Linked DNA regions of Homo sapiens: region 2 is linked to region 1. A link is a contact called in ENCODE Hi-C or POLR2A ChIA-PET data. All regions are on one chromosome and are shown on one strand. Each heading gives the region's core, a stretch centred on a gene start or an enhancer-like site at or near the end of the contact. The rest is flanking DNA. Distances are from core to core; before and after follow the strand shown. Region 1 overlaps KLF7 (KLF transcription factor 7). Region 2 overlaps LOC105373851 (a long non-coding RNA gene).

Evidence for each region. Hi-C counts contacts between places; a loop is a spot of excess contacts on that map. ChIA-PET counts read pairs that join two places held with the same protein, here RNA polymerase II (POLR2A). Pooled maps may share reads with other maps.
Region 2: a pooled map shows a loop between it and region 1 (5-fold over the local background). The contact joins two enhancer-like sites. A Hi-C loop is called at or near these places in 1 of 168 maps with a recorded cell type or tissue (endothelial cell of umbilical vein), 1 of 37 single-sample maps with no recorded cell type and 9 of 50 pooled maps. POLR2A ChIA-PET finds 5 or more read pairs at or near these places in 2 of 52 experiments (activated T-cell and naive thymus-derived CD8-positive, alpha-beta T cell).

What each region holds. Positions count from the first base shown.
Region 1 is chr2:207,073,050-207,075,891 of GRCh38, reverse strand. KLF7 (KLF transcription factor 7) reads left to right here. Exons shown (of 4, transcript NM_003709.4): 4 at 1-1,755. Among named protein-coding and RNA genes, the nearest start is that of MIR2355, 36 kb to the left of the region's middle. Within about 2 kb of position 1,556, at least 7 of the 41 ENCODE cell types and tissues checked have a DNase peak (open chromatin) inside an H3K27ac peak, as active enhancers do.
Region 2 is chr2:207,336,528-207,339,315 of GRCh38, reverse strand. All of the region lies in intron 1 of LOC105373851 (a long non-coding RNA gene), which reads right to left. Among named protein-coding and RNA genes, the nearest start is that of MIR1302-4, 68 kb to the right of the region's middle. Within about 2 kb of position 1,480, at least 4 of the 41 ENCODE cell types and tissues checked have a DNase peak (open chromatin) inside an H3K27ac peak, as active enhancers do.

The DNA.
Region 1 (2,842 bases), core at 307-2,806:
TGGCTGGTTCTCAACCTTTTTGTTTTTTCTTCCCAGCATGCATTTCCTATCTAAACCCAGACTTAGTTTAATTTCCTTATCTTTCACTTCTGCTTCATTCCAGGGAGGAAAAATACACCTGTTAATGGCCAAGATCTCCTTGCTAACACAGAGGCAAAAATAAATGTCTAATGTTTTTGAAGCCTCCCCTTCCTTTCCACAAGCCCCCACCCGCCCCCGCGTCAAGCTCCTTCTCCCACTTCCTACTCCCACACAACTTCCCAGCCACTGAAACTTTTCTTTCAAATCTCTATTATCCTCTTAACAGTTGCTTGAATAAATTTATTTTTGCACTATACATTTTCTTTTTGCCAGATGTGTCTAACAAGTGTGTTTGGAGAGACCTACTCCCAGCCCCGTCTCCTTCCCCGCCTCCCCCCGTCACATTCTCTCAGGCCTTCTCTGGTATTTATAATATATCACAGAAGTACCCAGTCTTATAGCCCTCGGTTATGCCTTTTTTTGACATTTTATTTTTTTTAAGCTTTTTATATATATATATATATAAATATATTACTTTGTCAAGTTTTTTTGCTGTACAAAAGTCTTAAGATTTAAAACTATTATTTGTATTATATGATGGTGGTATGTTAATGTTACAAAATTATTAATGAAGAAAAAATTTATTTTTGTTACTGGTCTGTTTCATAATTCTTTTTTAAATTGGTATATTGTAAGATATCTATGCAAAAAATGTTATGTGACGCATTTTTATTTAAGAATGTAATATGTGTAATAAACAGTAGAATGTGTTTGGCCTTGGAATACTTTACTGTATTTCTCCTTAGCTTGTTTCACTGGGGAAAAAAATCTTCGAAAGACGCAAGTGGGTACTTACATACTTCGTGAAAGTTTTCTTTCTTGGAGAAAGGGAAAGCAAAAGGTTGTATTAGGTTATCTTCGTTTGGGAAGTTGTGTGTGTGTGTGCGTATGTGTGTATTTTATAGTTTCATTGAGGCAGCTCAATGCCCAAATAAGGGTCACTGAGTTTATTTCTTCAAGGGGAAAAAGGGAGCCAATTGTTGGAGATTATGAAAAGCAATATTTTAGAATGATAGAGATTACAAGATGTTATTTGTTTAGGGGGTTGGGAGAGGCTTATTGAAAGCGGTTTATTTGGCGAGAGAAGGAGGCAGTTTGTTCTGGGATGGTGTTTAATAGGAACCTATTGGGAAAGGATCTTTGAAGCAGTCTGTGAAGGAGGAAGGGTAAAGATCAGAGGGAATAATTTAGGTGAGGGGTAGGGGGCAGTAAAATGACAGGAGGTGGTTGGAGTGGGGAGGAAATGGGTAACCGGAAGCCAGGAAATCCAGCTGGCTGTGGAGAGTACAAAAAACTAGATGGAAATACAAGCAGCTTCAGACCCAGAGAAGAGAGGGAGATGAAAGCCCCAGGGAAAATTCTCAGAACTGAAAAGAAAAGTACTAAAATCTCTGCCACACACGACTTCCAGGAAAGAGCATCACCAGTAAGGAGGAAGGTAGAGAACCCAGCTGGTGGTGTCGCCTCAGCATCCCGAGCTCAGCGATTCCCCGAGAGAAGTGGTGTCATTCACAGGAAACAGCAGTAAAACACATTTGTCACATGGGACACAGCAGTAGTCAAGCTTTCTTTGCATTCTTTGGACTTACAGAAGTGGATACGGTGGTGAATAACCTCTATCCCTAATCAAATGAATCTGACAAGAAACTTTCCAATAAATGTTTACTTTAGAAACCGTGGCTAGTGTGACTGAATTTGCTGCATGGACACAGACATTTCTCATGTCCCTGAACAGGAAACAGGTGTCAGGAGTGTAACAGCGGGTTTGGAAGGGAAGCTGAGTGATCAAGTTCTTGCTCTCATAAAACTCAAGGTGAAGAGAACAGTAGGTGCTGCAGGGGCCGGGAAAATGGTTTTGAAGTGTTAAGCATCAGCTGCCACATCTCCCGAACAGGCAAGTGAGCTGGGCAACACGGCAGCTCAAAGCTGACTGAGAAGAAACCACATGTGTAGTGGGGAAAACACAGCCCCTGGAGTCTGAAGACCTGCCTCCTACTCCCTGTGTCTTCAGTAGCTCTGGGACTAGATGAGTAATTTCATTCTGATAACCAAAATCATTTACCTGGAAATTTCTCTGAGTGAGGAAGGATAAGATAGCTTGGCAATATTACCTAGAAGAAGGCTCATTATTCCACTCCCTGACTTACAAAAAGATATCACATTGAACATTTTAGGTGAAGGACAAATTGCACTGTACTGAAATGTTCAGACAAGAGGGTGGTAAGTCTAATCTATCTGCCATAAGGAAATGAGATGGTTTACATAAGTGAATATGCTAAAAGACTTAAGCTTACATATTTAGAAATGAAATTTTTGCTTAAGACTGGTCTAAATATATATATTGCCCACTTTACAACCTTTTTGAGCATCCATTTTTACAATATAATATAAATTCAGGGATGACTCCAGACTGCCGGGTTGCTTGCCCTGGCACAAAATGACTCTATACTTTATATTGGGTGATTCTACTTTCTCTTCTGTGTTCTCCCTATTTAGAAGTTGCAAGTTCTTTGTGTGTCATCTTCTAGAAATATTTATCTCCTAGTCAACTAGACGATCAACTAGGCAAGCTTGGTAACAAGAATTCTTAAGTGCAAAAACAACTATAATTTGAATCCAACAGGCAGTAGTCTGAAAGTGTAACCTGCATGTCCTAGGGGGAAGAAGGTGCGTACCAGCTATAATCTGTGGTTGTATATGGAGTTGGGAATGCTGGGGTAATGGAAAGAAGTCTCATAAAAAGCAGAGTTCAGTGGAATTG
Region 2 (2,788 bases), core at 231-2,730, 260 kb before region 1:
AGGACCAACAGTTTCTGAGTTTCCAGAAAGCATTACCAAAGTCTAGGCACCATGAGAGACTCAGTCCCAAATTGAGAGAATTTGCCAGGGGTTTGACATGAACCCTGCCTTGTTTGAGCCCAGTTCTCCAAGCCCAGAGCAGGGGTTCTCCAGGATGGAATCCTCTTAGAGACTCCTCAGTGACTGTACCCATCTCCTTTCCATTCTACCCCTCTCTGTATGACCAAGAGAGAATTGTTTTCCCTTTTAGGCATAGCTAACATGGGCAAATGAAACAAATTAGTTTTCATTACTGCAGATAATAAATAAATCTTGTGGTGAAATAAATAATATAATATGTAATAATGGACTGAAAAAATACAGCTCAAAACAGACAAAGCTGGGTAAAAACAGAAACCATCAAAAGTAGAGAAAGCCAGAGAACTATCCAGTCAAGCAATAAAGCAACAACATCTGAGAGGCCTCATGTACTGTCCTGAAGTGACTTTTAGCTACTCACGCTGTGTTAACTGTTGATGAAATGTCATTGAGCTTAAAATAAAATAAGTTTGTAGTCCTAGATAACACTCTGCAAGAGCAAATAATATTAGGCCACTATACACCGATATAAATAAATAACTCATAGCAATGTACCAATATGTCAAGATTTTTCACAGGAGGGAGTATGAAAACTAGCTGGATGGTGTCAGGCTCGTTTAAAAGCTCATTTGCTCCCCTTAGTCACTGTCCTTTCACCTTTACATGGCATCTCTCCTGGTCTCTTGTCGACGTGGTTGTCAAAGCACCAGCTCAATAGTGCTGGTCTGTCAGCAGAGATGTGTTAAATGTAAAGATGGCAGAGTTCCCCACAGAAAGCTACATGCAGACTCTGGAGCCAGCTGAAGTCATGGGGCGTCAGGTGACAATGAGACTATGTCATCAAATGACATGTATCCCTGAGGTGCCCAATGAACTTTACACAGAGTTTTTTTTTTTTTTCCTATTGTATTATTCTGACATCTTGCTAAAAAAAAAGAAAAGAAAGAGGACAGACATTTCTATTCCACAGAAAGGAAAGCTTGGACTCAAAGAAGTTGCCTGAATTGCTCTAGATGACTTTATTTTTTGGGATTTCCTGGTTTCCATAAACAGCCACCCATCTGCCTACCCTCCTTCTCCCACTCACTTCTGACCACAACTGCACCCTGCTGTGTGTTAGGAGGAGCGGATTTGATGTCTCGGAGGCGAGGGGTGTGTCTGAGGTGAATGGGCATGTCTATACCTCCCTACTTTGTTAAATGATTGCAACAGAGATCACCCACGTACTCCCAGCCTGGTTCAGTGCAACACATGTCTAGTTCATTAGATGCAGCCTGTTCAGGCCTCTTCTACCTGCTGAGACTTCACACCCATAAAATCCAGTTAAACCTCTGAGTCACAGGAGGCTGCCCTATCAGAAGACTACACACTTTCCAGCTTCCCAGCTTGGGAGTCACAAGACCTGAGTTCAGATTTCAGCTCTGCCACTTACTGAGGCAAATACTTGTATCCATCTTAATGTCAGGTGGTCATGTTGAGTAACCTCTGATTTCTTATCTAAAGGGGTTTTTTTTTTAGGATAATTGAATGGAAAAACTATCTTAAATTGCTTAGTACAGGAGTCATCAATGTATAGTCTGCCTGCTGCCTGTTATGGAAATAAAGTTTTATTGGAACACAGCTGTGCCCATTCAGCTAAGGCTAGCATTTATGTTTATTGTTGACAGCTGCTTTTTTGCTACAATGTCAGAGATGAGTGGTTTTCCCACATAGTGGGTCTGCACTATGTATGAGTTGCTTACTCCTTTTCTTCTTTCTGTTTGTCCTTACTCTTAACTGTATGCTCCTAATTAGTTGCTCTCTAATTATCCAACCCCTCCCCAGAAACAGACTGACTATACTTTCTTTTAACAGTAATTTGCTGGAGAGTTTCAATTTCACTTTGGGCACTGCTACGTCTTAGTGACAATAAGTAATTCATCTGGGGTGGATGGGGGTGATAGGGTGGGGGTGGGGGTGGGAGGAGGTGAATAGGAAGCATTGTAGCTTCGTACTTTGTGAGTGGACTCAGTGAGGGACAACCACAGACACAGACCCTAGTTCAGTGTCATATCTCTATGTTTCATCAAACAACTACAGGATTTTGTTTGTTTATTGTTAGCAGGAGTACATGGTGTAAGGGCAGGTCGAAACATTTTTTCCCCTAATTTCAGTATGGTTAAAAAAAGTATATTCTCCAATGTATTGTGAGATTGATGTAGTGAAAAGATGCCTGGTAAGAGAAGTCAGAAAATCTAGGTTCAAGTCTGGGTTTATCTTAGTTTTATTATGTTGGTCAAGCCACTTCTGAGTGTCAGTTTCTTCAGAACTAAGACTGAGGGTAATAATACGACTTGATTCCTAGCATGATTCTGAAGCATAAAAGATAATGCAAGTGGAAAACTTTGTGAACTATGAGGCCATCTATAAAATGTGACACATATGTATATAACAGGGTCTGTTTCAGGGGATTTCATTATTTTCTTTTTCTTTATATTTTTATATTTACATCAAACACAGTTTCAGTTTTTACAATAGGTTCTGATATCTGACGAGGCTGATCCCTAAGAACATTTGCATTTTGCTAGTTTTCCTGTTTATAGTTTTGAATGTTTTTAATAAGATAAGCACTAAGCTTAGCAATTCGTCAGTGTTCATTCTAATGACCTTCAAGAAACGTCCCGTTGGATCTTTAGACAGAATTATTTCAGTAAGTTTGAGGAGCCTTGGC